2 separate regions of the Mus musculus genome follow, and region 2 is linked to region 1. A link is a loop called in an ENCODE intact Hi-C map of the cell type or tissue named here. Cell type or tissue: left cerebral cortex. All regions are shown on one strand. Each heading gives the region's core, and the rest is flanking DNA. Links, peaks and the distances in the headings are about the cores only.

What was found. Peaks named below come from ENCODE experiments on the same cell type or tissue, not always from the same donor. Only the 100,000 strongest peaks of a DNase experiment are listed, where the experiment ranks them.
Region 2: it touches region 1 in a loop (2.0-fold over the local background); 1 of 42 quality-filtered maps calls a loop at or near these places.

What each region holds. Positions count from the first base shown.
Region 1 is chr8:84,913,232-84,928,274 of GRCm38, reverse strand. It overlaps Mast1 (microtubule associated serine/threonine kinase 1), which reads left to right. Exons shown (of 26, transcript NM_019945.2): 8 at 2,529-2,630; 9 at 2,734-2,866; 10 at 2,933-3,000; 11 at 4,162-4,247; 12 at 4,336-4,544; 13 at 6,797-6,935; 14 at 7,043-7,175; 15 at 7,313-7,478; 16 at 7,559-7,660; 17 at 7,793-7,915; 18 at 9,496-9,605; 19 at 10,044-10,222; 20 at 10,301-10,548; 21 at 11,516-11,722; 5 more. It overlaps Gm38426 (predicted gene, 38426), which reads right to left and starts at 14,940. Exons shown (of 3, transcript NR_103491.1): 1 at 14,747-14,940; 2 at 7,771-7,881; 3 at 5,360-6,228. In left cerebral cortex, for the core only: no CTCF peak of the experiment used is centred there; no DNase peak of the experiment used is centred there.
Region 2 is chr8:84,859,029-84,873,531 of GRCm38, reverse strand. It overlaps Farsa (phenylalanyl-tRNA synthetase, alpha subunit), which reads right to left. Exons shown (of 13, transcript NM_025648.3): 2 at 12,489-12,626; 3 at 12,307-12,405; 4 at 12,102-12,220; 5 at 9,382-9,474; 6 at 9,173-9,301; 7 at 8,980-9,095; 8 at 6,071-6,155; 9 at 5,884-5,983; 10 at 5,614-5,782; 11 at 5,446-5,523; 12 at 5,194-5,308; 13 at 4,275-4,666. The coding sequence ends at 4,528. It overlaps Syce2 (synaptonemal complex central element protein 2), which reads right to left and starts at 1,421. Exons shown (of 5, transcript NM_027954.3): 1 at 1,279-1,421; 2 at 700-812. The coding sequence starts at 1,293. Mir7069 (microRNA 7069) reads right to left here and starts at 5,585; the gene lies at 5,524-5,585. In left cerebral cortex, for the core only: a CTCF peak has its summit at 1,960 (motif pointing right); DNase peaks (open chromatin) are centred at 1,350, 1,981 and 4,805; H3K4me3 peaks cover 1,127 bases.

The DNA of each region.
Region 1 (15,043 bases), core at 2,574-10,573:
TCCTCCTTCCCTTCTTTCTATTCAAAACAGGGTATCCAGTAGTGCTGGCTGGTCTCCAATTTGTCATGTAGCTGAGGATGGTCTTGAACTTGAGAATCTTCAGTTTCCACCTATTGAGTGCTGGGATTACAGTCTTATGCCACTGCCAACTTCCACTTATGAGATGCTGGGGATGGAACCTAGGACCTCTACATGCCAGGAGAGCAGCACTCTACTAACTAAGCTACACTCCTGGTTAACACTAAGTTGTCCACTAACTAGCCTTGAAATCACTGCAGAGCCCCTGCAGGCTGTGGATTTGACACCTTCCTGTCTCAGCTTCCTGAGTAGCTGGAGTCTCAGGCCTGCAGTACCACACCCAGGCCGTGTGCTAGTTCAAACCCTGTATAAGCAATACATCATTCTATACATTTTTGCTTATTTTCTTTCTTGGCTTTGGTACTACTGTGTCAGGACCATGACTGGGAAGGTAAAGTTCTGTTCAATACAGAGTCCCTGGTGTCTGGCATGGGGCCCAGCTCAACAAATATTGCTAACATGTCTCTGAGAGCATGGCTCTTTGGTTTGCCTAACATGGGTAGCCCTAGGTTCCATCCCTAGCAGAATACACACACACACACACACACACACACACACACACACACACACACACACCATTACTTAAACAAGTGTGTGAGCCTGCTGTGACAGCACACACCTGTCATCCCAGCACTAGGAAAGAGCATCCCAAGTTCCAGGCCAGCCTGGCCTACACAGCAGACCTTGCTTATTGATTAATTAATTAATTAATTAATTAAAAGGGTATACAACTAACAGCAAACAAGATAATACCCTATCCATGTTAAAGACTGTGGAGAACGCTTTCTGAGCACTTCCTGTGCACTGGGCCCTGGCAGCTCAGAAGACAAGTATGTCTGCCGTCTCTTGGGTGCAAATCCTTGTTCAGGAATCATGGGAAAGAGAGCAAGGATCATGGTGTCAGCTGACATTAGGGCTAGGACACAAACAAAACAGTAACTGGGTGCTTCACCCAGAGACCCTAGAAGGGCTCTCTGGGGGATGTGACAGGAATAGGGACAAGAGTGAGTAGATGGCATGTGTGGGGAGAGGCAGGAGGATGGCCTTAAGCAGAGGAAACAGTAGGCTTGGTGGTAGCTGTTTTTCTTTTCTTCCTTCCTTCCTTCCTTCCTTCCTTCCTTCCTTCCTTCCTTCCTCCCTCCCTCCCTCCCTCCCTCCTCCCTCCCTCCCTTACTTTCTCTCTCTCTCTTTATTTCTTTCTTAAAAGATTTATGTGTTTATTTTATGTATGTGAGTACATTGTCCTTGTTTTCAGACACACCAGAAGAGGGCATCGGATCCCATTACAGATAGTTGTGAGCCACCATGTGGTTGCTGGGAATTGAACTTATGTCCTCTGGAAGAACAGTCTGTGCTCTTAACCACTGAGCCATCTCTCCAGCCCCAAGAGGGCAACTTTTTCTTTCTTTCTTTCTTTCTTTCTTTCTTTCTTTCTTTCTTTCTTTCTTTCTTTCTTTCTTTCTTTCTTTCTTTCTCTCTCTCTCTCTCTCTCTCTCTCTCTTTCTTTCTTTCTTCCTTTCTTTTTCTTCCCTCCCCCTCTCTCTCTCTTTCTTTTCTCAAAACAGGGTTTCTCTGTATAGTCCTGATTGTCATGGAACTCACTTTGTAGACCAGGCTGGCCTCGAACTCAGAAATCTGCCTGCCTCTGCCTCCCGAGTGCTAGGATTAAAGGCATTCGCCACCACTGCCTAGCCAAGGGCAACTTTTGAAGGTCACTTCTCTCTTTCCACTGGGGGTTCTGGGATCAAACTCAGGTTATCATGTTTTATAGCAAGTGTTCTTATCTACTGAACCATTTGTCTGCTCACCCCTACCCACTTGTGTGTGTGAGAGTGTGTGTGTGTGTGTGAGTGTGTGTGTGTGTGTGTGTGTAGGATAAAGCCCAGGTTAGCAGGGCCTCATCACTCACTGAGCCACATCTATGGCTCCAAGATGTGTGCCTCATTTACTTTAATAAGCATCACCTTGGAAGAATGATAGGCATGGTGATCCCTTTCTGCCTACAATAGGAGACAACCCACTCTCAAAAGTTGTCCTGTGGATCCCACACATGCACCATGACACACACATTCCTGCACTCATATATGTCACACATCAACAATAACAATAATAATAAATAGCTGGGCAGTGGTGGTGCAAGACTTTAATCCCAGCACTTGGGAGCTTCAGGCAGATCTCTGAGTTTGAGGCCAGCCTGGCCTACAGATTGTGTTCCAGGACAGCCAGGGCTATACAGAGAAACCCTGTCTCAAAAAAACATAATAATAATAATGATAATAATCCTCCACTATTTTGGAGAGGGTCTTACTTGCTTACTTACTGGCACCACAGTCCTCTTCTGTAAATGAGACACCAGGAACACCTCGGGCTCTGCATCCCCAGGGTCTGGGAAAGCAGCCAGGATGAGCAGTTGACCTGTGAGCCCCACTTCCCCATTTACTCCACTCCAGGCTTATGAACGCTCGGAGAGCTTGGAGGTAGCCTTTGTCACTCAGCTGGTGAAGAAACTTCTCATAATCATCTCTCGCCCTGCAAGGCTTCTGGAGTGCCTGGTGAGGGGCGCCTTGGGAGTGTGGGGGATGGGTGGCTCCTCGGGAGTGTGGGGATGGGGCGACCCTCAGTGGGCACAGCAAGCTGAGCCCATCCCTGCCCTAGGAATTCAACCCAGAAGAGTTCTACCACCTTCTGGAGGCAGCCGAGGGACATGCCAAGGAGGGCCACCTGGTCAAAACTGACATCCCCCGATACATCATCCGACAGCTGGGCCTCACTCGGGACCCCTTTCCAGGTGTGCGAGGGGCCTGAGGGGGCGGGCTGAGCAGCAGGACAGTCACTCACACCCACCTCCTTGTAGATGTGGTGCGCCTGGAGGAGCAGGACAGCGGGGGCTCCAACACTCCGGAGCAAGACGACACATCTGAGGTAAGCTGTGGCCAAGGCCTGGTGCTCAGGCCAACCAGGGGCCGTCTGCCTCAGGCTGAGTACCAGTGTCTTGGTTCCACACTCTGAGCCTCAGTTTCACCATCTATACACTAGCTCTTTCTCCCTGAGTTGTGTGCGTGCGTGTGTGTGTGTGCATGCGTGTGTGAGTGTGTGTTTGTGTGTGTGTTGATAGAGTGGGACCCAGAGCTTTATTCGAGTTAAGTGCTCCACAGAGCTACGTCCTCAGACTTGTTGTTACTCTAGCATTAATTTGTTTATTAATTAATATTTGTGTGCACATCTGTGTGCAGGTGCAGATGGGTGGGGGTGTCCAAGAAGGCCAGCAGAGGGTGTCAGATCCCCTGGAGCTGGAGTGACAGGCAGGTGTGAGCCACTTGGCATGGTTGCTAAGAGCCAAACTCTTGACCTCTGGAAGACCAGCACTCTTATCTGAGGAGCCATCCCTTCAGCGTGTGTGTGTGTGTGTGTGTGTGTGTGTGTGTGTGCGTGCTCGAGTACACAGGTGGAAATCAGAGATGGTATCTAGTGTCTTCCTCAATTGCTCTAGGTCATGTTTTTTGAAATACGATATCTCACTGGAGCCGGGCGTGGTGGTGCATGCCTTTAATCCCAGCACTTGAGAGGCAGAGACAGGCGGATTTCTGAGTTTGAGGCCAGCCTGGTCTACAGAGTGAGTTCCAGGACAGCCAGGGCTACAGAGAGAAACCCTGTCTTGAAAAACGAAACCAAAAAAAAAAAAGTCCTGTTACATTTATATATATATATATATAATGTGTACGTGTGTCGAGATCAGAAGACAACTTGAAAAAGCCAGCTTCTCCATCTACAAGTTTATCCTGGAGATTGAACTCAGTCTGTCAAATGTAGTGGCAAGCAAGCCCCTTTACCCACTGAGCCACCTTGCCAGCTGCCAACTTCTAGGAACATTTCATACATGTTGTGTGACTAGCCATTTTGTAGGTTTCCTATCTTTCCTAAAAGCAGAAGTTGGAAATATGACAGCAGAGAGTATTTGAGTTCAAGTGTTCTTTTTTCTTACTGTGCAAACTGGAGAAAGGAGTTTTTACTCCCTTCTGGTCCTCAGTTTCCCCATATGTAAAGGTGGTGATGATGGTGGTGGTCTTGCACTTTCCCCTGCAGGGTCGCAGCAGCACCTCCAAGGCCAAGAAACCTCCCGGTGAAAGTGACTTTGACACTATCAAGCTCATTAGCAATGGTGCCTACGGGTGAGCCACCCGGGGCTCTGGCGGGGGAGGGTGGCGGAGGCCGGGTGTCTCGGAGGTGATGGCCGGTCCTCGCTCTCTTCCCCCGCAGAGCCGTCTACCTGGTGCGGCACCGGGACACGAGGCAGCGCTTCGCCATGAAGAAGATCAACAAACAGAACCTGATCCTGCGCAACCAGATCCAGCAGGCGTTTGTGGAGCGCGACATCCTCACGTTTGCAGAGAACCCATTTGTGGTCGGCATGTTCTGCTCCTTTGAGACCCGGCGCCACCTTTGCATGGTCATGGAGTATGTGGAAGGTACGGCCATCTTTGGGCACCGCTGCGCCAGTCAATGCAGCAGGGTCACACACTTGACCCAGGGTCACCCTATCTGATCATATGCTTGCTTTCTCAACTGTTTGCTATCCTGTCCTTGATGTCTGCCTACTCTGCCCATGGTTTGTTCGGTATAATTTTTGTTTTAAGACAGGGTCTCAGTATGTAGCCCATGTTGGCCTCAAACTCTGGTCTTCCATCTTCATCCTCCTGAGTGCTGAGGTTCGTCAGACTTATTTGTTAGCTGTGGGTCTTCAGGTGGGCAGGGCTTACTTTGTACTAAGTCTGTCTTTCTTTCTTTCTTTCTTTCTTTCTTTCTTTCTTTCTTTCTTTCTTTCTTTCTTTCTTTCTTTCTTTCTTTCTTTCTTTCTTTCTTTCTTTCTTTCTTTTTATGGTTTTCCGACACAGGGTTTGTAGCTCTGGCTGTCCTGGAACTCACTTTGTAGACCAGGCTGGCCTCAAATTCAGAAATCCGCCTGCCTCTGCCTCCCGAGTGCTGGGATTAAAGGCTTGCGCCACCACGCCCAGCTGTTTTAATTCTTTTTTTTTTTAAAGATTTATTTATTTATTATATGTAAGTACACTGTAGCTGTCTTCAGACACTTCAGAAGAGGGCGTCAGATCTTGTTACAAATGGTTGTGAGCCACCATGTGGTTGCTGGGATTTGAACTCTGGACCTTCAGAAGAGCAGTCGGGTGCTCTTACCCACTGAGCCATCTCACCAGCCCCGGCTCTTTTAATTCTTAATTAAGTTATAATTCCTATTATTATGCAAACACCCCCACTCTATATGTGTCTTCTCATCCATTTGTTTATTGAAGCAATTCTTTCTTTACATTCTTTTCCTTCTCTGCTCATCTATGCATTATCCATCCAATTCTTCTCCTCCCCCCTCCCATGCATACGCGTGCGCACGTACTCTCTCTTCCTGAAATAGTCCATCTCCTTCCTCAGTGTCCACGTAGCTGAGAATTCAGGTGTGCAGCTTCATTCATTTCTTCCTTCCACTTTCTGTTTGTTCCTCCATAATTGCTTTTTGTGGGGTGCTGGGGATGGAACCCATAACCCTAGTGCTTCACTGGGGGATTCTAGGCAGTGGCTCTCCTCTGAGTCACATCCCCAGGCAGAGACAGTTCCAGGCCAGCTTCAGTTATAATTTAGTTAACAGTAAATATTATTATAAGTAGAATATTACAGATAAAGTTAATTAAATGATTACAATACCAACTAACTAAAGCTCATTGTTTACATTATCATTCACACTTTACATTTTACTTTTTTTTTTTCCATCTTAAGGTATGGCTGAGCCATGTTGGAATTCACACTCAAGGCCTTTTGTGTGCTTGGCTTCAGCCCCAGCCATTTTATCTATCTTTTTCTATCTTGTGTAGCAAGGAAACATAGGAACTTATATGCTATGCCGCCTTTAGGAATGGCTGCATCTAGGTGCTCTTACCAAGCTATTGGCTGTCACATAGCACTGCTTTCTCACATGACATGCCTGTTCCCTTCTGATGCACCACAGTGTAGCTGCTCCCTCTGGATGCACCATAGAGTAGCAAGGCTGCCGTCCATCCGATTGCACACTATGTTTAATGCTCATGTGAAAGGGCACAAACCTGTTGCATATTGACCTAGGTGGTTTGCCTTGAGTGACATCTACCCCTGTAAGAAAAGAAAAGAGCGGGTATCAGGCAAACTAAACTACGAATGTTGGACAGTGCCCTGGTTCAGTAGTAAAGCACCTATCTAGAATCCACTGAGGAGGGGGAGGGGGTGTGGCTCCACGCTGGAATTATCTCTGAGTATGCACAAGGGCCTGGATCCCATTTGCAGCTAAATAACATGTGGCTCACACTCCTCCTGGGTGGAAGCCAGCAACCCACACTTAAAAACCCTTGACCCTCAAGGATCAGTTGTCAAGAGGCCAAGAGTCATGCTTTCTTTGACTCTAAACAAAACTCACTATCATCAACTTCCTGTGTGACCAGACTTCTCTCTGAGTCCTTATGAAGTAAGTGGGTTGGACATGCCAATTTCAGAGGGTGACTAATAACATGAGGTAAGCCTAGGAGAATGCGGCTCTTTCTGAGACTTGGAAAGGCTCCCATTTCTAGTTTTCCCCTTCTGCAAAATGGGTACAAGGGAAGTAGAGAAACAGTGAATGTTGTGTGCCTGGCTTTGGGTATGGAAGTAACTCTCTCTTTACCTGAATCTCTTCCCTGGCTCTCAGGTGGTGACTGTGCCACTCTCCTCAAGAACATTGGGGCACTGCCTGTGGAGATGGCGCGAATGTATTTTGCAGAAACAGTTCTAGCCCTTGAGTACTTACACAATTATGGCATCGTGCACCGTGACCTCAAGCCAGACAAGTGAGCTTTGGCCTTCTTTATTCCTCTCCCATTGTTCCTTGGAAGACCCAGGGGTGAAGGGCAAGGATCTCACTTCTGAAACCTGCTCTGTGTCCTTGTCCCTGAAGCCTCCTCATTACTTCCATGGGCCACATCAAGCTCACGGATTTTGGCCTCTCCAAGATGGGACTCATGAGCCTGACCACCAACTTATATGAGGGGCACATTGAGAAGGATGCCCGGGAGTTCCTGGACAAACAGGTGTGTGGCGGGCATGGGAGTCACCAAGGGTGGAGTGACCTGGAAGGACCTCAGGGGCCCAGGGCCTGGTGGGAGGGCACAGCTCTCCCTTGAGGCCCCTTCTGTGGCCAGGGCACAGGCTGACCACCTGCCCCCAGGTGTGTGGGACCCCAGAGTACATCGCACCCGAGGTCATCCTGCGCCAGGGCTACGGCAAGCCAGTGGACTGGTGGGCTATGGGGATCATTCTCTACGAGTTCCTGGTGGGCTGTGTGCCTTTCTTCGGGGATACCCCAGAAGAGCTCTTTGGACAGGTCATCAGCGGTACGTGACTCCTAGGTGGGAGGTGGGACTATGAAAAGATGGGCAGCCTGAGGCGACCTCAGCTTCATTTTTCTTTGCAGATGACATACTGTGGCCTGAAGGGGACGAGGCCCTGCCCACAGATGCACAGCTTCTAATATCTAGCCTCTTGCAGACCAACCCCCTGGTCCGGCTTGGGGCAGGTAAGAGGCCTTCTGCAAAGACAGCTGAGATGGGAGCAGGTTGCTGTCCCAGCTTGAGCTGAGGCCTGGGGCAGTAATTGGGCTTGGTGTGCTGGGCAGGCGCTGGGTACCTTTCTCATCTTCTGTCCATAGGTGGTGCTTTTGAGGTGAAGCAGCATAGTTTCTTCCGAGACCTGGACTGGACAGGGCTACTGCGGCAGAAGGCGGAGTTCATCCCCCACCTAGAGTCAGAAGATGACACCAGCTACTTTGACAGTGAGTTGGGGGTAGGGAGAGACACAATGCCAGGTCCGAGTATAGAATGGGATCCAAAGAGAGGGCCCACAGTGAGGACTGGGATGGAGCCTGGCTAAGGGTATGTGGGGATAAAAAGGCTGACACTGGTCAGGCCAGGTGGTACAGGCCTGTCATCCCAGAGACTAAGAAGTCATGGCTTTCTATACTACACAGAGAAGTCAAGGCCAGCCTAAGCAACTTAGTGGGACCCCATTTTAAAATAAAAAGTGAGTCTGGATATTGTGGCTGATGCCTGCTATCCCAGCACTTGGGAGGAATTCAAGGTCAGCCTCAAGTACCTAACAAGTTCAAGGCTGCCTTGGTTATAGTAAAGTGTTTTAAAGTTGGGCATGGTGGTACATGACTTTAATCCCAGCCCTTGGAAAACAGATGCAGGCATATCTCTCTGAGCTCCAGGCTGAGACTCTGTCAAAATGGGTGTTGGTGCTGGAGAGCTGGCTGCTCTTTCTAGAAGATCTGGGTTTCATTTCCTAGCATTCACCTTCTCAGTCACAAACACAGTTCTAGAGGACCCAACACTCACTCCCAACCATCATGGACATGCGGCATGAGAGTGGCACAGAGTTACACACAGGCAGAACATGCACACACTTTAAAACAATATAGAAATAACAAAAGCCGTAAAGAAGGTTTAGTTCAAGAGCCCTTGCTGCTCTCGGGATGATACAGACTCTGTTCCCATGCTAGAGGGTGGAGGTTGAGTGTGAGCAGGGGGTATTCAAAAACATCTGTAACTGCAGATTCAGAGGACCCAGTGCCTCACTCTCCCCAGACACCTATACTCAAGCTGTGTTCTGGTGTGTGCACACAGGCACGCATGCATGTGCACACACACACACACACACACACACACACACGCACAGATACACCATTTATACAATTAAAAAGAAAAAGTAAAGAGGGAAGCTGGTTAGGGATACAGCCCAGGGTTAGTGCTTGCTTAGTATGGGAGAGAACCTGGTTTCAAGTCTCAGTAAGGTTGAAAAAAAAAAAAAAGATAAGAGACAACACCCAAACTGACTGCCTTTGGGAACAATGATGCTTGTGCTAAGAACCAGACAAGGATGAGCTTGGCATGTTGGTACACCCCTTTAATCCCAGCACTCGGGAGGCAGAGGCAGGCAGATCTCTGAGTTCAAGGCCAGCCTGGTCTACAGAGTGAGTTCCAGGACAGCCAGGGCTACACAAAAAAACCCTGTTTCAAAAAAACAACCAACCAACAAAAAAACCCAAAAGCACTGAGCAAGGACTTCGGTAGGGGACAGGGGTGGAGGCTCAACGTGAGAGAACTATCATGTTGGGCCTTGGCTTTTGTTAGATGATAGGACTATGACCAAGAAGGGGCAAAACCTACAGCAGCCTGAGGTGGAGCCAGGGTGCAGGGTGCTGTAAACTCATCTGGTATTGTAGCAAATCCAGAACTCTGGGCAGAGATTTGAAGAATGGGGGAGGGGGAAAGGGGGAAGGGAAAGTCTAGGGAAGAGGGTGTGGAGAGGACAAGAGTTTGGCTGGGCTCTGAGGAGGCGGCGGTTCTCCAGCCCGCTCCGACAGGTATCACCATGTGAACTCCTATGATGAGGACGACACCACCGAAGAGGAGCCCGTGGAGATCCGCCAATTCTCCTCCTGCTCGCCGCGCTTCAGCAAGGTGCGCCGAGCGGGACTTGAGCCTGGAAGGTCTTTGGGCACTAATGTCCCAGGCATCTGAGGTCTCAGTTTGGAAAATTAGAGAGGGGTTGGGAACTAGAGAGTTGAGAGGTCTTGTTTGGAGGACGAGTTGGAGTTGGCATTTGGATTGGCGTGAGAGTAGGGGAGGGCCAAAGCTGTGCAAAGCCTTAGCAGTACTGAGCAACTGGAAGGATGCCTGGTCCAGCCTGGAGACGTATAGATAGGAATTAGGGAAGGCCTATAAAACCGGGCTAAGTAGAGCAAGGCAGGCTTAACTTTGCATGAGGTCTCTCGAAGGTGCAGAGAATTGTAGAATTGAGCAGGCAGAAGACAGGGCGCGGTTTGCGCCCTCCGGTTGCAGAAAACTGATTGGCTCCCGCGCGAAGGCGTACTCAAGCACCTTCCACTCTGCTCTTAGGTGTACAGCAGTATGGAGCAGCTGTCTCAGCACGAGCCTAAGACCCCCGTCTCAGCATCTGGGGCCAGCAAGCGGGACCCAAGCGCTAAGGGCCCGGAGGAGAAAGTGGCCGGCAAGAGGGAGGGACTGGGTGGCCTGACTCTGCGTGAGAAGACCTGGAGAGGGGGCTCTCCAGAGATGTAAGCAGAGGGCTATAGAGGGGCTCGAGGGCGGGGCCAAATGGGAGTGTTCCTACTGATCTGGTTTTCTCCATGCAGTAAGCGCTTCTCAGCGTCTGAAGCCAGTTTTCTGGAAGGAGAGGCCAGTCCCCCGCTGGGAGCGCGCAGACGTTTCTCAGCACTGCTGGAGCCCAGCCGCTTCACTGCCCCTCAAGAGGATGAAGATGAGGCTCGACTCCGCAGACCTCCTCGACCCAGCTCCGATCCCCCTAGCTCACTGGACACACGCGTCCCCAAAGAGGCAGTTCAAGGAGAGGGCACGTCCACCCCCGGGGAACCCGAGGCCAGTGAGTGCCTTCTCTAGCCTTTTCCCAGTTCCACGGGCGATCTATTGAGCATCCTTTTAATGTATATAGTACAGTTTATGCAAGATCTCACGCGCTATTCATGCACCTATCTGTGAGTATTACCACCGAGAACGTCTGCAGGGGTCGGGGAGGCTCAGGGGCAGAGCCCCTGCCTAGAATCATCCTGTGGAGGACCTGAGGCCGTGGCTTAACACCCAGAATTTAGATTTCTCTGTCTGTCTCTATCTCTTTCTGTGTCTTTCTCTCCCTGGAGCACCCAGGGTTTGGAGAGATACCCCCGTGGTTAAAAGCACTTGCTGCTCTTTCAGAGAATGCAGGTTTGGTTCCAGAACCCAGAGTGGCTTTCAATCATTCATAGCTCCAGTTTCAGGGAATCCGACACCCTCTTCTGACATTGCAGACACTACACATACGATGCATATACATACATGCAGGCAAAACACTCACTCATAAAAATAAATATAAGCCGGGTGTGGTGGTGCACTCGGGAGGCAGAGGCAGGTGGATTTCTGAGTTCGAGGCCAGCCTGGTCTACAAAGTGAGTTCCAGGACAGCCAGAGCTATACAGAGAAACCCTGTCTGGAAAAACCATAAACAAACAAACAAACAAACAAACAAAATAAGAGCACTAAACCAAGAGTGGTGGCACACACTGTAGCCCCTCATTTCAGTGGTGATCTCTCTTGAGTTTGAGGTCAGCCTGGTCTACATAGTGAGCTCTAGAATAGACCCTGTCTCCAAACAAACAAACAAACAAACAAACAAACAAACAAACAAACAAACGAACACTCACTGTTCTAGGCTAGCATTTGGCCAAACTGAAGGGTAGTGATGCTTTCCCTGTGCCAGAGGTTGTGTCACAGGTATTTGTGACCTGCTCTGTGAAGTTCAAGGAATAAGAACAGCACATGAAAGTCCCTGACCTGATAGCTCTTATCCTTTGCAGCTGAGCGCTCACATCCAGGTGACCTCGGCCCACCCTCCAAGGATGGAGACCCATCAGGCCCTAGGGCCACCAACGACCTGGTTTTGCGAAGGGCAAGGCACCAGCAGCTGTCTGGGGATCTTGCTGTGGAGAAGCGACCGTCTCGAACTGGGGGCAAAGTTATCAAGTCGGCTTCAGCTACAGCCTTGTCAGTCATGATTCCTGCAGGTGAAGTGGGGCACCACACACCAGGGAAGGGGCTCCCTGCAATTGTGGCAGGAAGGTTGTTTGGCCTCAGGGTGGAGTAATGAAGAACCCGCTCTGGGGTTTTAGGATAGAGGAGCAGAGTGTGAGGTTTGCCCTGATCTCTAACCATCATGGTTTTGTGCCTGTAGTGGACCCACATGGAGGCTCACCCCTGGCTAGTCCCATGTCCCCTCGATCTCTCTCCTCCAATCCATCCTCACGGGACTCTTCGCCTAGCCGAGACTACTCACCAGCTGTCAGTGGACTCCGTTCCCCCATCACCATCCAACGCTCAGGCAAGAAATATGGGTTCACACTGCGAGCCATCCGTGTCTACATGGGCGACTCCGATGTCTACAGTGTCCACCACATTGTTTGGGTGAGTCTCATAGGCTCATAGTCTCATAGCAGTTACAAAGCCAAAATGGCCCGAAGATACAAAAGGTCTCCGGCTAAAGATGGCCAAGAGAGGTGGGTAGGGCCATAAGTAGCTTCTTCTACCAATGGGCGGTGTTAGAGTGGGAGATGCGCAGACAATGAATGAGGGGGGAAAGGAGCCTTGGGGTGCACAGTGCAGTTTGGGTGAGATTTCTCTTTCCAGTTAGTTCTCCAACCTCAAGTTATTCATCTATGCAAAAGGGAGACGAGTTATTACTACTTCATAAAAAGTCAACGCAAGAAAACGTGGATCTGTCCGAACAATCTTTCAATCATGACCCTGTTGGTTTACAGCACGTGGAGGAAGGAGGCCCAGCCCAAGAGGCAGGGCTCTGTGCTGGGGACCTCATCACTCACGTGAATGGTGAGCCCGTGCATGGTATGGTGCATCCTGAGGTGGTAGAGCTGATCCTGAAGGTGAATGTAGGGATGGGCTTCGATGGGTGGGGGGTGTGGACCAGGACCCAGCAGCCACTAACAAATGAGTTACCCTCCCTTCTCCCAGAGTGGCAACAAAGTAGCTGTGACCACCACACCCTTTGAAAACACTTCCATCCGGATTGGGCCTGCCAGGCGCAGCAGTTACAAAGCCAAAATGGCCCGAAGGAACAAAAGGCCTTCGGCCAAAGACGGCCAGGAGAGGTGGGTGGGGCCATAATAGCTTATCCTTCTACCAATGGGCAGTGTTAGAGTGAGAGGTGCGCAGACAAGTACCTTAGGGGAAAGAACAGTATGGGGGTGGGGTGGGGAGCGGAAGGCTGGGAAAGTGGGAGGAGCCAAGAAAGGAAACTATTCAAAAGCATTTTGAGTGAGCCCTTGAGCAGGTTAGACTTGTTTCAACAGGAGTAGAGGAGCTGAGATAAAGGCTGGGCAAGGTGGTGTGTGCCTTCAATTCCAACAGTCCCTAGTCCCCAAGGTTCAACAACATTCCACTCTACTGTTTATAAATCAGTAAATAAATAAATAAACAAATAAAATAGCTGGTGAAGTGGCAGAGTCAGGCAGATCTCTGCGTTTCAAGGCCAGCCTGGTTTATAAAGTGAGTTTGTAAACAGTCAGGGCTAAGTCTATAAAGTGAGTTTGAAGGCAGGGCTATGTAGAGAGAAGCTGTCTCAAAGAACCAAAACAAAAGGTTTCGACCAAGTAAGACAGTCCAACGTGGGATACAATTAAGCAGACCAGTTGGGGCACCTCTAATTCCAGCTCTTGGGAGGATGAGGCAAGAGTATCTGGATTTTGCTAAAGGCCAGTGTGGTCCTATGTAGGAAGGAAAAAAGACAAGAAACACAGCCAGACATTTTTTTAATGATGTAGGCGTGTTACTACAAATGCATCCTTACTTTCAGGATTTCTATCAGTGAATTTACACAACTCACCTATGAGAATTCTAGGCCATATAACCATATGGGAGTTACGTAGTGTGGGTATTTGGAAATGGTTATATATGGGGCATGACTGTAATTTCTTCTCTCATAGAGTGGAAGAGTTAAGGGGGAGGGTGTGTGTGTGAGTGTGTGTGACTGAACCCAGATCTTCATACCACCGAACCACCTCTCTAGATGAAAGAGAAAAGGCTTATTTATTTTAATTTTTAAAACATTTTAATTATGTATAGGTTTGTGTCTGATTGTGGATGTGCCTCTGAAGGCCAGAAGAGGGTATTGGTTGGATTGCCTAGATGCTAGAGTTACAGGCATTGTGAGTTAGCTGTCTAACAGAGGCGATCAAGAGCAATATACCCTCTTAACCAACTGTCCATGGCTCCAGCCCCAACAGACCAGTTTTGTTTTAGTTTTTATTGTTTTAAATTTGTATTAGCATTTTGATTGCTTCTGTTTATGTGTACTCCATGTGTGCTTGATGCCTGCAGAGGCCAGAAGAGGGCGCCAGATTCTTTGGAACTAGAGTTACAGGTGGTTGTTAGATGCCACATACTGCTGAAAAGCCAGTCTGGTCCTCTGGAAGAGCAGCCACGGTTCTTAACTGCTGAGTCATCTCTCTAGCCCCAAAGACAAAGGGCCGCATGCCTTTAATCCTTGAAGAAGCAGGGTGATCTCTGTGAGTGCAGAGCCAGTCCTATCTATACAAAGAGTTCTAGGGTAGCCCGAAGTACATAGTGACCCTGTCTGTGAGAGAGACAGAACAGAGGAGAGAGAGAGAGAGAGAGAGAGAGAGAGAGAGAGAGAGAGAGAGAGAGAGAGAGAGAGAGAGAGAGAGAGAGAGAGAGAGAGAGAGATTTGACCAGGACTCGTGTGTCGATTTGAAGGAAGCGAACTAACCTGTAAAGTGGGCTTACAGGGGAAAGGAGTGTGGCTAGATGTTTGGGAGGGGCCAGAAGAGGCGGAGGTTTTTTTTGGATGGGCTTTCTTGCATTGTACCGTAGCCAGAAAAAGAGAAGGCACGGTCAAGCAGAACTGAGCAGAACTCTAGTTCTGCTTTGATAAACGGGTTGTAGGGAAAGGGGAAATGCTAGAAAGAGGTAGGAGGTTACTGCCTAGTCTAGAACCGGGGTGGGGTGGGGGTGGGGGTGATCCAGAGCTCCGAAGTTAAGGAAAGACAAATAAATACCTTTTGGTATTTGTCCTCCAGCAAGAAGCGGAGCTCTCTCTTTCGGAAGATCACAAAGCAGTCGAACCTGCTGCACACCAGTCGATCGCTGTCCTCTTTGAACCGGTCCTTGTCGTCCAGCGACAGTCTTCCGGGCTCGCCCACGCACGGACTACCCGCACGCTCGCCCACACATAGCTATCGCTCTACACCTGACTCCGCCTACCTAGGTATGTTCTGCGCCTGCGCGGGGTAGGGGACTAGGACACTGAGGTGCTCAGAATGTTTGCACCTTCTCTGGCCTGCAGGCGCCTCGTC
Region 2 (14,503 bases), core at 1-8,000, 52 kb after region 1:
GCAGTGGCACATGCCTTTAATCCCAGCACTTGGGAGGTAGAAGCAGGTGGGTTTCTGAGTTCGTGGCCAGCCTGGTCTACATAGTGTGTTCCAGGACAGCCAGAGTTACACAGAGAAACCCTGTCTCCAAAAAAAAAAAAAAAGAAAAAAGAAAAAGAAAGAAAAACAAAAACCAAGAGAAAATGAGTCTAAACATGAGGATTCTATGCATCCTGAAATTAAACCTTGTGGATATCAAAAGGAGACTGCCAGTACCCAGAACCAATGTGGGCACCTGTTGTTAGCATTTCCTGTAGGCTCCGCCCAAGAGTTACCTAGCAACAGCCAGGTAAGACCCTGGCTCACAGGTAAGGACTATTTGGCTCTGGTGTCTGTCTCCCCTCCCCTCCTCTCTCTCCATCTTCCCTCTCTCTCCATCTTTCCATTTCCTCCCTCTTTCGCTCTCGCTCTCTATTTTCCTCCACCTCTCCCTTCTCGCCAGTAAACTTCCTCTATATGAGGTCTGTCTCATGGCTGTCCTCACGAGGACACCTAGGCCGGGCCCGCCACGGTGCTCCACTTGTCCTCTGCGGCTTCATAAAACACCAACCTGGAAGGTGTTAAATCACCCGTGGACCAAGGCCCAGGGCAGACCACGTGGAATGACCTACGTGACCAAGGCGGGGCCCCGGAAGGGCAGCTGGGCCTGTCACTCCTCACCTCGGGGCCACTGAGCCGGGCGTCTCCTCGTGGTTCTCACTCTGCCGATGCTCTCCGCTCTCCACAATCGCCGGCGGCTCCTGGTCCTTTAACTCCACGGGAGGCGCGGCCACCTGCGAGCGCAGCCAGCTCTGAGAGGCGGGGTGGGGAAGCTCAAAAGGGACGCGCTAGCAGGGAGGCCCCGGGGTCAGGACCCTCGGGGCCGCAATGGGGGGCGCGCTAACACCTTCCCGCGGAGAGTAGTTAAAAGGAGGCCGAGTGTGGCACACGCCTCGAACCCCTCCTCAGCCTCGGGAGGCGGAGGCAGGCAACCGCTGAGGGTTCGAGGCCCGGCCTGGTCTACACCGTGTGCTGTCTTCGACCAGCTCCTGAAGCGCACCGCACCCCCTCACAGCCTCGTCCACCAGGCCCCACCGTCTCGTTAGTCAGGAAACCTCGCCTCTCCCGGCAAGAGGCGGCTCCAACCGCGGGGAACAGGGCCCGGGTTCGAATGTGTGGAGGAAGTCTCTGTTCCCCGCGGCCCTAAGCCCCGTCGCCCGCCTCCCGCCGCCCGCACACGGGAAACCGCACCGCACTCACTCCGTGGCGCTCCATTCCGTCTTTTCCCGCCTCAGCGCCCTCTGCGCACGCCACGCCCCCTGCACGCCCCGCCCCGAGCACGTGCTGAATGAAACGCGCCCTGGCCCCGCCCCCGCCCCCCCCCCCCCGGGGGCGGCGAACTCGAAGGCCCTCCGAACTGGCTCTGCCTTTTGGGCTATGCTGGTGCTATGTGGTAACAGACGGATTTGTGTTGTATGGACCGGTGGGCGTCTGAGCTCATAATGCGTAGGTGCGGGACTCGGGGTCACCTGTGGCCCTCAAGAGTTTGAGGAATTCACACTGCGTCAGAGTTCCGCCCCTTCGATCTACAGTTTGTGTGGCGGCAGTGTCTTTTTAAGACAGGGTTTCTCAGTGTTTCCCTGACTGTCCTAGAACTAGCTCTGTACATCAGACTGGCCTCAAACTCACACTCTCCTGCCTCTGCGGCTAGAGTGCTGGGATCAAAAGTATGCGCCACTAGTGCCCAGATCAAATTCTTTTGGAACAGGGTTCCACTATGTCCCAGCCTAGGACTCTGTAAACCAGGCTGACCTAGAACTCTGAGATCAGCTTGCCTCTCTGCCTTGGAATTGAAGGCAGGCACCACCTAGGAACAACCTTCATTTTATTTTATTTACATGTTATATATGATTTAAACTACTTTTGGGCACCTTCCAACTAAGGCCAGAAGAGGGCATCAGATCCCCTAGTTATAAGCCTCCTGGCATGGATTTTGAAAACCTAATTCCTGTTCCCTGATGCTCTTCATCGATGAGCTGAATTTTATTTTTGTTTTACGTTTGACCTATTTTGTGCATGCCTATGTGCCATCCACTCCGGGAGTGTGGAAGTCAGAGGACAGCCTGAACGAGTCCACAATCTCCTTCCACCGTGTGGGTCATGGAGATGCAACTCAGGTCATCAGACTAGGCAAGCACCTGTACCCACTGAGCCATCTAGAGGGATCTCTTGTGTTTAAGTGGTTTTTTAATACACATTTTTACGGGTGTGGGTGTTTTGACTGCATATATTTATTTCTATACTACGTGTGTGCATAGTGCCCATAGTGGCCAGAAAAGAGGTTCAGGTCCCCTGAGGCTGGAATTACAATTGTGAGCCACCATATGGGTGCTTAAAATTAGACTTGGTCCTCTGCAGGACAAACCAGTACTTAACCTCTGAGCCATCTTTTCAACCCTTTCTGTTTTTGCTGCTACATCCCTAGCAGCTTGGGGCCTGAAATGCTATGTGAGGGAATGAAGAAAGGACAGACACACAGTGAAACTGGGATCCGGTGGCTTCTCTAATGCTATGGCTGCAACCTGGACCCTCAGCTATTTATTAAATACAGCACAGCTAGTCTTGGTAGGAAGAATCTGGGGGTGAGCAATCCTAGCCTGCAAACACCAGGAGAGGAAGCCAGATCTGCTAGCCTTTGTACACTGGTTGATTATCTGGAAGCCATCATTCTGGAACTCTAGGGAAAGAGTTGCCGTTCCTCCTGAGCCTGGTTCATATAGGTAATTGATTAGACAGGTTTTCCAGGGGTCAATTGGTCTTGGACTCCTGTGCCCAGATTAAGATATACATTCAGGCTGGACTCTACCTACTCAGGGCTCCCTCTGCTTGCTTTCTGTCTCTGTATAGCCCTGGCTGTCCTGGAAGCTCTATAGACCAGGCTAGCCTCAAACTCAGAGATCAGCCTGCCTTTGCCCCATCAAGTGCTGATTCAAGGGGGAGGGGTATACCACCAAACCCAGCTGAAAAACTGGCACTCCTAAAATACATTTCCTTTTATTACTGTAGTGATTAAAAACTAAAACTGTTATAAATGTTGCAAAAATAACTGGCAGATCATAAATTTATTGATAGGAGGCAACAAACTAAGTGTTGCTGGGTGATGGTGGTGCACAGCTTTAATCCCAGTGGTCAGGAGGCAAAACCAGGCCCATCTGAGGCCAGCCTGGTCTACAGAGTGAGTTTCAGGACAGCTAGGGCTACAGAGAGCAACCCTGTCTGGAAAAAATGTGGGTGACATAAACCTATATAATCCAATGTCCTCTTCTGGTATGTCTGTGTCTGAAGGCAGCTACAGTGTACTCACATATATAAAATCTTTAAAAAAAGAAAAAAGACATACAGACAAAATAACTATACACATAAAAATAAATTAAAAAGCAAAACAAAACAATCCAAAACACCACCTAAACACCCAAGAGCCAAAGCTCATCTGAAGTCAGCCCCCAGAAAAGCAAGTTCAAATGTAGACCCACAAAGCTTTATGAACGTATTCCTCAGAGCTCATATGATTTTTTTTTTAAATAGTCTAAGTATCTGGCCCAGGGTGGCAGCAAGCTCATGACTGCCCCTGCCACAGCTGCTGGGAGATTGGATTTTTCGGGGAAAAATTAAGAGTAGCTGCTCATCCTTGCTCCCAGTAATCTTAGGATTCCTGGATTTTTACGCTATTTCTGTTCCAAGCCTTAAAATAGCAGGCTTGGCACCAGTTAGTGATCAGTAAGTGCTAGGGGCTGCAGGGTGACTCTGTCAGCAAAGTGCTTGCTGCAGGAGTTCAATAAAAGAATACACAGTAAAGATGAGGGATGTGCATCTATACTCTTAGAGGTGGAGGCCAGGTCCCTGGAGCTTGTCAGGCACCCAGGCCCCAGGCCAATGACAGTCCCTGTCTCAAAAGACATGGACAGTGTTCCTAAGGATGGTACTGAAAATTGTTTCCCATATGTACCTGAACACACACACACACACACACACACACACACACACACACACACACACACAAATAAATGCTCAATGGAGTATGGACCTGGCTTGGGATGACCACGACCTCTTAGGATCACAGACCATGGACGGTCTAAGCCCTGACTCCTAAACTGCATACCAGGAACCATCTCCCAGTTTTCTCCCCACCAAGGACCACATGAACTGGGAGTGAGACAGTGCCCACAAGTCACCTAATGAAATGAATGACAACAGAGTCCTAACAAAAGGCACCAAATGAGGGAATGTGCCCACTTTATTAAAACAGCTGGCCTGCAGGGCCAAACCCACCCTTACAAGCAAACTACACACACCACTAAAAGCCAGCATAAGAACTCCCCATACTTAGAACCCTGCCCCCAGGGTGGGAGAGGCAGGGGGAGTGAGCTGGCCTCACAGAGGCCTCATAAATAGTAGGTCACTGCCAAGAGATGCACAGGGACTAGACAGGGATCTCTGGAACAGCCTATATCATGCAGCCTCCTGTGTCTTTGAGGACCTGGGCTCAATATCCAGTCGGCACACAGGGCTGTCGTATACCATCTGCAGGTTCACCTTGTGGCCCACCAGTTCTCGGATGTTATTGATGCCATATTTGATCATTGTTGGGCTGAGAGTGGAAGGAACAGGGTTTAACACTGAGTCAGATCAGGCTGTTTTCTGCTTCTCAGAGACTCCCTCCCATCTTTCTCAGAATGAATGCCAAAGTGTTCCCCCACGGTGAACATGCTGTACCACTGGCCCAGTCTTACCTCCCATTCTCCCCTTGTTCATGCTTAATCTAGCCTCAGAGCCTGAGTACTGGCTGTGCCTGGTGCCTGGTACACCCTGCCAGATGCCTTCACTGCTCCTCAGCTTCCATGACGCCTTCCTTGATCACCTCATCTAAGTCTTACTCTGTCTTCTCTATAGCACTCCCTGTCCATTCATATCTGGCCTTCTGAATCTCCTTATTGGCCATGCTAGTCACCATTCCACTTCCACTAGGATCCGTGTTGCATGGTATCGGGGAAACATGCCACAATGTTCACAGCTCAGGGCCAGGCACAAAACTTGGCATTCCTATTACAGACTTGTCAGAGGAATGACAATGGAACGACTCAGTGGAATCATCCTAAGTTCCAACGAGGCACTCACCGTTCCAGGGAGAGACCCCAAGCAATGACAGACACATTCTCAGGGAGCCCCATAGGCAGGAGCATCTCAGGGCGGAAGACCCCAGAGTTGCCAACTTCAACCCACTTCTTTAGACCTGTGAGGACAAAGGGAGGCATGTGGATGATCCTGCACAGAGAATGGGAAGATAGGGTAGGAGACTGGCAAAGAGGGTGACCCAGGCAAGTGTGAGGTCCCTTAGACCTCCCTCTGTATGAGTTCCCCATCCCTGACCTTGGTGGTAGCTGAACACTTCCATGCTGGGCTCTGTGTAGGGGTTGTAGGCTGGTTTGAAGCGCAACTGCGTGATTCCTGTAGGGGTTGGCAGGGCAGGCTGATGACCTCAGTGTCACCCTCCCAGGCCCCCAAACACTGCCTGCTTGTGCTGGCTCGACTGCTCACCCAGCTTGGTGAAGAACTCCCTCAGCACACCCATGAGGTGGCCTAGGGTGAGACCATGGTCTGCTATTACACCCTCAATCTGGTGGAACTCCGCCAGGTGCGTGGCGTCCAGCGTCTCATTCCGAAACACACGATCAATAGAGAAGTACTTGGCTGGTGTAAACGGCTTCTGAGGAGGAGGAATGATGGCCAGGCCACGCCTGGCGCTGGCATGGGTCAGAAGGTCTACAGGACAGTACCAGCCACCCACCTGCCCAGGCCAAGCTGTACCTTCTGGGCTAACTGGTAGAGGGCGCGGGCGCTGGCTGCTGTGGTGTGTGTGCGAAGCAGGTTTTTCCGGGCCTCTTCCAGCTTCCAGGTATACTTGTAGCTTCAGGAGGAAAAGCAGGAAGTCTGCCCTGTGGTCCTGGAACCCCAGCCTCCCGCCCCTCTCCAGCCAGTCCTGCTTCTGCCTCACCCCTGTGAGCCGTAGCCACCCTGGGAGTGGGTCCGTTTCACGCGCTGGACATAGCCCATTGGAAGCTGCAGGGCCTCAGCTGGGTCTAGGCAAGACAGAGTCTCGTGGTCAGAGTCACTGCATGCCCGGTATGGCTCCATGGGAGCTCCTGAGCCCCGGCATTCAGGGTCACCTGGCTCTCCTCAGTAGCTGACCTTTCCCTCTCCATCCAGAACCCCCTTCCCTTTGCTTTCCTCTTCACTGTGTGAAAGCCCAAGTTTCCCTCTGGCTCTGACATATTACCTCCTGCTCTGGTCTCCTCTCATTCCTATGTGACCATGACCTGCAGTCACAGGGCCACCAGCTGACATTTCAGCCTCAGGCCCTTTGCGCTGGCCTCCACCTCTAACTATGTCATATAGTCCTCTTCCCTTACTTCTTGTTTTTTTTTTTCTTGATACTTGATCTGACTGTAGCTCACTATGCAAACCAGACTGGCCTTGAACTTAGAGAGCCATCTGCCTCTGCCTCCCAAATGCTGTGATAAAAGGTATATGCTACCACAACCCAACCTTGTTTAAGACTCAAGCAACACGTGCTTCCAACCTCCCCTAGCCCTAGAGGCACACATTAGTATCTCCAGTGGTTTTGTTTTTTTTGTTTGTTTGTTTGTTTGTTTGTTTAGTTTTTCAAGACAGGGTTTCTCTGTGTAGCCCTGGCTGTTCTGGAACTCACTCTGTAGACCAGGCTGGCCTCAAACTAGAAATCCTCCTGCCTCTGCCTCCCAAATGCTGGGATTAAAGGTGTGCGCCACCACTGCCCGGCTATCTCCAGTGATTTTTAACCCCTTGTCCCACTATATAGATTCTTCAGGAACTATCTAGTCAGGAAATGGATCTCCCTGGGGTGAGGGAATTCTGTCCTACTCAAAGCTATGACTCAGTTGGTAACAGCCATCTTAGCATTCAGGAGGATCTTCAGGGAGGCCTCGAAGTATGTGACTTTTCCCCAATGTTTCCTGGAACCCAGGGCCTTCCTCAGGTTTAGCAAGTGTTAATCCACTAACATGCACCCCCAGAAGCAAATGAGCAAAACAGTTCTTTTTTTTTTTTAGGAACTTACAATTTTCCCCTCAGCCTCCTGAGTAGTCCTGACAGGAAAGAGCCACCAACCATATCCACCTCAAATGTGAACTTTTTGGGAATGGTAACAACATAGTTTTGGTTCCTGTAAGTCTTTTGCATGTAACAGCTGTATAGCATTAGGCAAATGATGTTCTTTCTGTGCCTCAGTTTCCTCAGTGGTAAATGAGGGCCAACAGTACCACAGTGTATGGTTGGAAGGTTCAGAACAACGGAGCAGAAGGTGAGCTTTGGGTACCATGACAACAGCAACACCATTGCTGCTACATTGGCACGGGTACTTAGGAAGCTCATCTGCTCGCTTCAGAGGCGAGAAGACAACCAGTCTGAGAAGCCATTCATTTCAGAGAGATCAAGGACAGTGAAATAGGGAATGGCCTGTGACAAGGGACAGAGAACTTGGGGACAGAAAACTTGCCAACATGCAGGAAATCCTGGATTCCACATTGTGGCTACATAGTAACTTGTAGGCCAGCTACAGAGTGGGACCCTGTCTTAAAACAACTCAAAATAATGAGGGAAGATTAGCACTTCAAAAGCAGAGGCAGGAGGACATGAGTTCAAGGCCAGCCTGGGCTACAGTGGGGGACTCTAGCTGAAAAAACAAAAAACAACCAAGTTAAAAGTGGAGTGATGTGCATGTCCAGAACCAAGAAAAATAAGCTTCTATTTAATGGGTCTTTTTTATTTTTCAATTGTGTGTATACCTTATCTGTGTGTGGTTGGTTGTAATGCACATGAGCTTGTGTGCCTTAGCCCAGATGGCAGATTCCTTGGAGCTGGAGTTAAAGGCTGTTGTGAGCATCAAATATGGTGCTGGGAACTCAACTAGGCCACATATGTGCTTCAGTTTAGTGAAAAGGATTCTGGCCTCAAGTAAACACTGGAGGGCTTACATGATAGTGAGGGGGAAAGGACAGAGCCAGGGTGGAGTTTGATTACCTATTTATGCTAAGGACAGATAAAATCCAGGTTCCAATATGCCACACTCTAGCCCTTAGGTGGCATTAAAAATCTTGGACATGAGGCCAGGCAGTGATGATGCATGCCTTTTATCCCAGCACTCAGGAGGCAGAGACAGAAGCGGGTGAATCTCTAATTTTCAGGTCAGCCTTGTCTACAGGGAGTTTCAGGACAGCCACGGCTACCAAGAAACCCTGTCCCCAGGGGGAAAAAAAAAAACAAAACAAAACCCTGGGAAATGCTGGCGTGGTGGCCCATGCCTGTAGTACAACCCTGGGACATGCTAGGCATGGTGGCCCATGCCTGTAGTACAACCCTGGGACATGCTAGGCATGGTGGCCCATGCCTATAGTACAAACACTAGGGAGGCAGAAGACAGTGGATCTTTGTGAGTCTGAGGCCAGCCTGGTCTACATAATGAGTTTCAGGGCAGCCAGTAGAATTCTGAATAAAATGAAATAAAAATGCATTGTGACATATACCTTTAAGCCTAGCCTTAGTAGGGCAGGGAAATCCTTGTGAGAGCCATGTCTACATGAGCTCTAGACTAGTCAAGGCCACATAGCAAAACCCTTTTTCTCTATAAAAACAAAACAAAAGAACTCTGAGTGATTGGCCTAAACTGACAGAGCCCCCAGGGCAGGTCTGGCAAGTTCAGAAAGCAGAGCCTAGGCACTGTGGGGAGAGATCACAGTGGAGGACGGGACCAGCTGGCCACAGGGAGGTCAGATCTCAGTTTATAAAATACGATATATCCCTTCCCTAAAGCTTTATCCAGACTTGAGACTTCTGCTACCACATTGGCCAGGCTCCCGGGCTACCAACCTCGCAGGAAGAAAGTATCATGTTGGTCACGTGCTGGGTGCTGCTGAGGCTGAAAGAGTGCATCAAAGTTCCAGAAGGAGCTCTCAATGAAATTGTCCGTAGGCATCTCAGTGAACCTGCAGGAGACATGACTGACTGCCCTGCTGCCCTGTGTCTGGTAGCTTCCAACCCCCATCCCAGGCCCTGTGCTCACCCCATCTCCAAGAAGATTTGTCGGAACTGAGAGCGGACCTTGAGCAAGGGGTGCAGGTGGCCACTATCTGGGAGCACACCACGGGCAGAGAAGTTGTAGGGTTTGAAAGGTCGGTCCCTCCAAGAGCCACTATGGGAGATTCAGGGTGTAAAGGCGTGAGGAGAGCTGCCCGACCCTCCCTGACACCCTCTCAACTCCCCTCTCCCTACCTGGAGATCATCTCTGGGCTCAGCTCTGCCTCCTGCTTAGACACGCTTGTGCTGAAGGCCTTGCCCTTGCTCACCCAGTAGGTTTTCAGGATCCTGTGAACACAGGAGGAGAAGGGACATTAATGTCATCTCCAGAGCCATTGGATACTAATCCCAGAACCAACTATGAAATCACTCTGGTTTTAGGTTGTTGTTGATGTTTTAAAAGATTTCACATATGCCACACTGACCTGGAATTTGCTATATATTCAAGCATGACCTTGAACTGATTCTCCTGCATATGCCGTAATTATAGGCCTACATCACACCAGGATTATGTGGTGCTAAGGAGCAAACTCAGGACTCAGTGCACAGCAATCAACTAAGCTACATCTTGGAACCTGCCTTACTTTGTTTTTTGTTTTCTCTAGAGAGGATCAGGTTACATAGTAAATGCTGACAATGGAAGCTTTAGGCATTAAATGACAAAGTGTCTTTATCTACATTGGGGTTTTTTTTTTTGTTTTGTTTGTTTTTGACAGAAAGTTGCCATGGAGCCCTGGCTGACTTGCAACTCCTTTGTAGACCAGATTAGCCTTAAACTCACAGATCCACCTGTCTCTGCTTCTTCCTGTGCTGGGATTTAAGGGTAATTAATGACCATGCCCAACTGCTTTTTCTCTCTCTGGTGGTAGAGATCAAGCCCAGGGCCTTGGGCATACCAGGCAAGAATCTTACAAAACTGAGCCATACCGCCAGTTTTGTTTTTATTTATGTGTATTGCCCATGTCTGTATGTTTGTGTGAACGTATAACACTTGTGTGTGTGTGTGCCTATAGGGGCCAGAAGAAGGTATCAGATCCCCTGGAGCTGTTCTTAACACAGGCATTAGAGCTAAAGTGGCAGACAGTTTTGAGCTGTCCAACATGGGCACCAGGAGCCTAACACAGTGGTTAGGAACAGCAAGAGCTCTGAACCAGAGACATCTCTCCACCGCCCCAGCTTTTAAAAAGTACTTTAAGAGCCATTATCACATTCATTTGTCTGTTTGTGTGTGTGCAGGTGTGTGTACATGTGCAGCTCATATGTGGAAGTCAGAAAACAACTTCAAGAATAAGTTCTTTCCTTCTGCCATGTGGAAACCAGGGATGGAATTCAAGTTAGCAGCCTGGTAGCAATACCTTTAGTCACTGAGCTATTTTTCTGACCTTCATTTTTGTCTTTTTTTTTTGGTTTTTCGAGACAGGGTTTCTCTATAAAGCCTAGCTGTCCTGGAACTCACTTTGTAGACCAGGCTGGCCTCGAATTCAGAAATCCACCCTGCCTCTGCCTCCCAAGTTCTGGGATTAAAGGCGTGCGCCACCACCGCCCAGCTTTTTTTTTTGAATAGGTGTTTTATATAGTACAGGCTGGCCTTGAACTCCTGATCTTTCCTCGTTCATTCTGCAATATTTATTGTCTTCTTTTTTTTTTTTTTTTTTTTTTTAAAGATTTATTTATTTATTATATGTAGGTACACTGTAGCTGTCCTCAGACACTCCAGAAGAGGGAGTCAGATCTCATTAAGGATGGTTGTGAGCCACCATGTGGTTGCTGGGATTTGAACTCCTGACCTTCGGAAGAGCAGTCGGGTGCTCTTACCCACTGAGCCATCTCACCAGCCCCATTTGAAACTTTCTTATCTGGCCACTACCCTTCTACCTGTTCATACAATTATTTGTTCTATAAACAGTGAGAACATTTATACCAAAGTCCATTCAAGTAGGACATGATATCAGCAAAGTATTGAGGGTTTATTTTGGGTTAGGATCTGTTATTCCACAACCCTATGAGAAGCTATTTTATTTTTTGGTTGTGAGGCTAGTCTTTAACGGCTGAGACATCTCTCCAGCCTGAGAAGGTATTTTATAAGTAAAGAAGCTTAGCTGGGAAAAGCCAGGTAAGTTGGCCACAGTTATATAGCTAACTAGTTGCAGAGCCTAGACTTTCCTACATCCCCATTTCTTTTTGTTTGTTTGTTTTGTTTTTGTTTTTGTATTTTGTTTTTTCGAGACAGGGTTTCTCTGTGCAGTCCTGGCTGTCTTGGAACTCACTCTGTAGACCAGGCTGGCCTCGAACTCAGAAACCCACCTGCCTCTGCCTCCCAAGTGCTGGGATTAAAGGCGTGTGCCACCACTGCCTGGCTCACATCCCCATCTCTTTAATGTTTTTATGAGACAGGCTTCACTCTGTAGTCCAGGCTGGCCTAGAACTCACAATCACCCATCTCAGCTGCACGTAGTCTGCCTCAGTATGGCTTCACTTGAGTGACATATGAGCAGGAGTTTCATTGGCTGACTGCCTGGAAGGTAACAGAAAGCCATTGCTTAGCAGCAGGTGCAGCAAGAGCAAAGGCAGAAGAGTTGCCTGAGCTCAGCACAAACTAGAAAACCCTGAGTAAGGCTGGGTGTAGTGGTTCTAGTCTCTAATCCCAGCACTAGTGAGGCAGAGGCATGAAGATCTCTGCAAATTTGTGGATAGCCTGAACTACATGTTGAGTACATGAACTACATTAGGCTAGCCAGGACTACATAGAAAAACCCTCAAAACCAAGAAACCAAACAACAAGCACAGTAACAAATCCTGTGTAAAGGGGTTTTGGTGAAGACTGACAACAGCAGCCACTGGGTGTGGGCTAGGCGGCTCTCTCCCTTCATCCTCACGCACACAGGTAAAAGGGCCTAGCTGCAGCAGCCACTTACACTTCCGTCAGCAGCTTCCTCTTCCTGAGCTCATTCCGTTCCTTTTCAGCCAGCTTCTCAGCCTGGCCTGCCTGGACCAGCTGCAACCGCTTCTGCACTTCATCCTCTATACTGTCCACCTGCCACAGGACAAGGAAATGAGGGCGGTGTCTGTCCCACTCGTCTTTGCCTCCAGCCTGCGGGGCCATCTCCCTGCAGGACTCACCACTCGGAACACCCGGGGCCCGTCGGCGGCACTCTTGTCCACTCGGATCCACTTGTTGGACATGGCCTTGCTGAAGCCCACCTTGCCGCTGGGCAGGTGCTAGAGAAGTGGAACTGTGATGAGTGCTCTTTTCCAGGGCCACTTGCACCCCATCCCCTCCCTGGACCCCAGCCCGGCCCTACCATGAGCTCACTCTGCACCAGGCCCTCGAGAGGGATGCTTCTAAACACACGGGCCTCATGGCTGCCCTCCCGGGCAATCTCCTCACCCTCAGTAGTCAGCTCCCAGCACTTGGTAGAACGAAGCTCAGCCTCAATGACCTGCAAAGAAATGAATGGCACAATGTTCAAAACCACCACCACCCTCAGCATTGGGCCAGAGATTCAAAGACAGCCTCAGAGCTGGAGACACGTCTTAGTAGTCAAAACATGCACTGCTTTTACCCCAACCACATAGGGTGGCCCACAGCCACTGCTAACTCTAATTCCATGGGCTCTAACTTCTCCAGCTTCCAGGAGTATTTGCACTCACCTGCACATATGCACGCACACGTGTGTGCACCACACACACAAAATAAATCAGCACCTTTAATCTCAGTAGTAGGGAGGCAGAGGCAGGTAGACCTGGTACACTTATCAAGTACCAGGCTAGTCAGGGGTACAAAATGAGACCCTATCTAAAAAATAAACTAATTAAATTCAGAGGGCAGTCCCAAAACTGTGTTACATCTCAATGTTACTACTTTTCATATGTTGGGGAAGAGAGAGGACAGAGGATGGAAGAGGGAGAGAGTGACTGAGTGAGTGAGAGGGAGCGCGAGGGAAAGGCATGTTATCTCGGTTTTCATTCAAGACTTTGCTTTACTATATATCCCAAGAGGGATTCAAATGCCTGGACCTCTGTAATCTTCCTGCCTCATTCTCCCGTTTTGGGACTATTGGTTGCATACTAATGTTCTTATCTGAAACAATTCTTTTCTTTTTTTCAGATTTCTTCTTCTTCTTTTTCTTAATTTACATGTATGTGGGTGCGCCTGCATGGGTTTATGGACACCATCTACCCTTAGGATGGAGAGGCCAGAGGCTTCAGATCCCTTGGAGCTGTGATTAGTGTGGATGCTAGGACCCAAACCCAGGTGCTCTGGAAAAGCAGCCAGTGCTCTTAATCACTGAGCCTTATTTCCCGCCCCATAGACAAACTTTTGCTTTGTTTTGGAGACCAGGTTTCTCTGTGAAGCCTTGGCTGTTCTGAAACTTGCACCCTAGACCAGGCTGGCCTCAAACTCGGAGCTCTACCTGCCTCTTCCTAACAAGTGCTGGGATTGATGGCATGGCCACCACCAACCCGGTTCAGACAAGTTCTTTTTCAGTGCTAGGAATGAGACACTGGGCATGCTAGAGGAGCCTTCTGCCACTGCAGCACACCCTGAGCCTTTGTGCCTTCCTCTTCCTTCTGTGTGTGCAGTGTGTAAGCACATGGGATGAACAGGTACACATGTGCTTGGTGGACAGAGGAAGCCAGTCACACTCTATCACCCTTTGCTTGTTCCCTTGAGAGGGTCTCACAAAGAAACTCGAGCTCACCATTTTTCATCTACGCCGGTACCAAGCCCATCCTAACAACCCTTCTGTCTCCAGAGCTCCAGGTTACTGGGCTCGAGAGGCCATGCTGAGCTTTTACACATGTGCGTGGATCTGACTTCAGGTCGTATGCCAAGTGCTCCTTCTGACTGAGCCATGTCCCCCTAATCTTGTATCTTGACTGCACATGTCTTTCATCATTTATACACAGGCTGCTAAAAGCACTTTTCTTTAATTTTACAGAAAGGCTTGAACAAATGGCCTTTCTATAATATACCAAAGTATACCCAACTCTAACTCCTAAACCGATGCAGTACTTGTTTACAATGTAAAGGCTTGGGCTGGAGAGATGGCTCAGCGGTTGAGAGCACTGACTGCTCTTCCCGAGGTCCTGAGTTCAAGTCCCAGCAACCATATGGTCACTCACAGCCATCTGTAATGGGATCCAATGCCCTCTTCTGGAGTGTCTGAAGACAGCTACAGTGTACTCATATAAATAAAATAAATAAATCTTTAGTCGGGTGGTGGTGGCACACGCCTTTAATCCCAGCACTCGGGAGGCAGAGGTAGGTGAATTTCTGAGTTCGAGGCCAGCCTGGTCTACAAAGTGAGTTCCA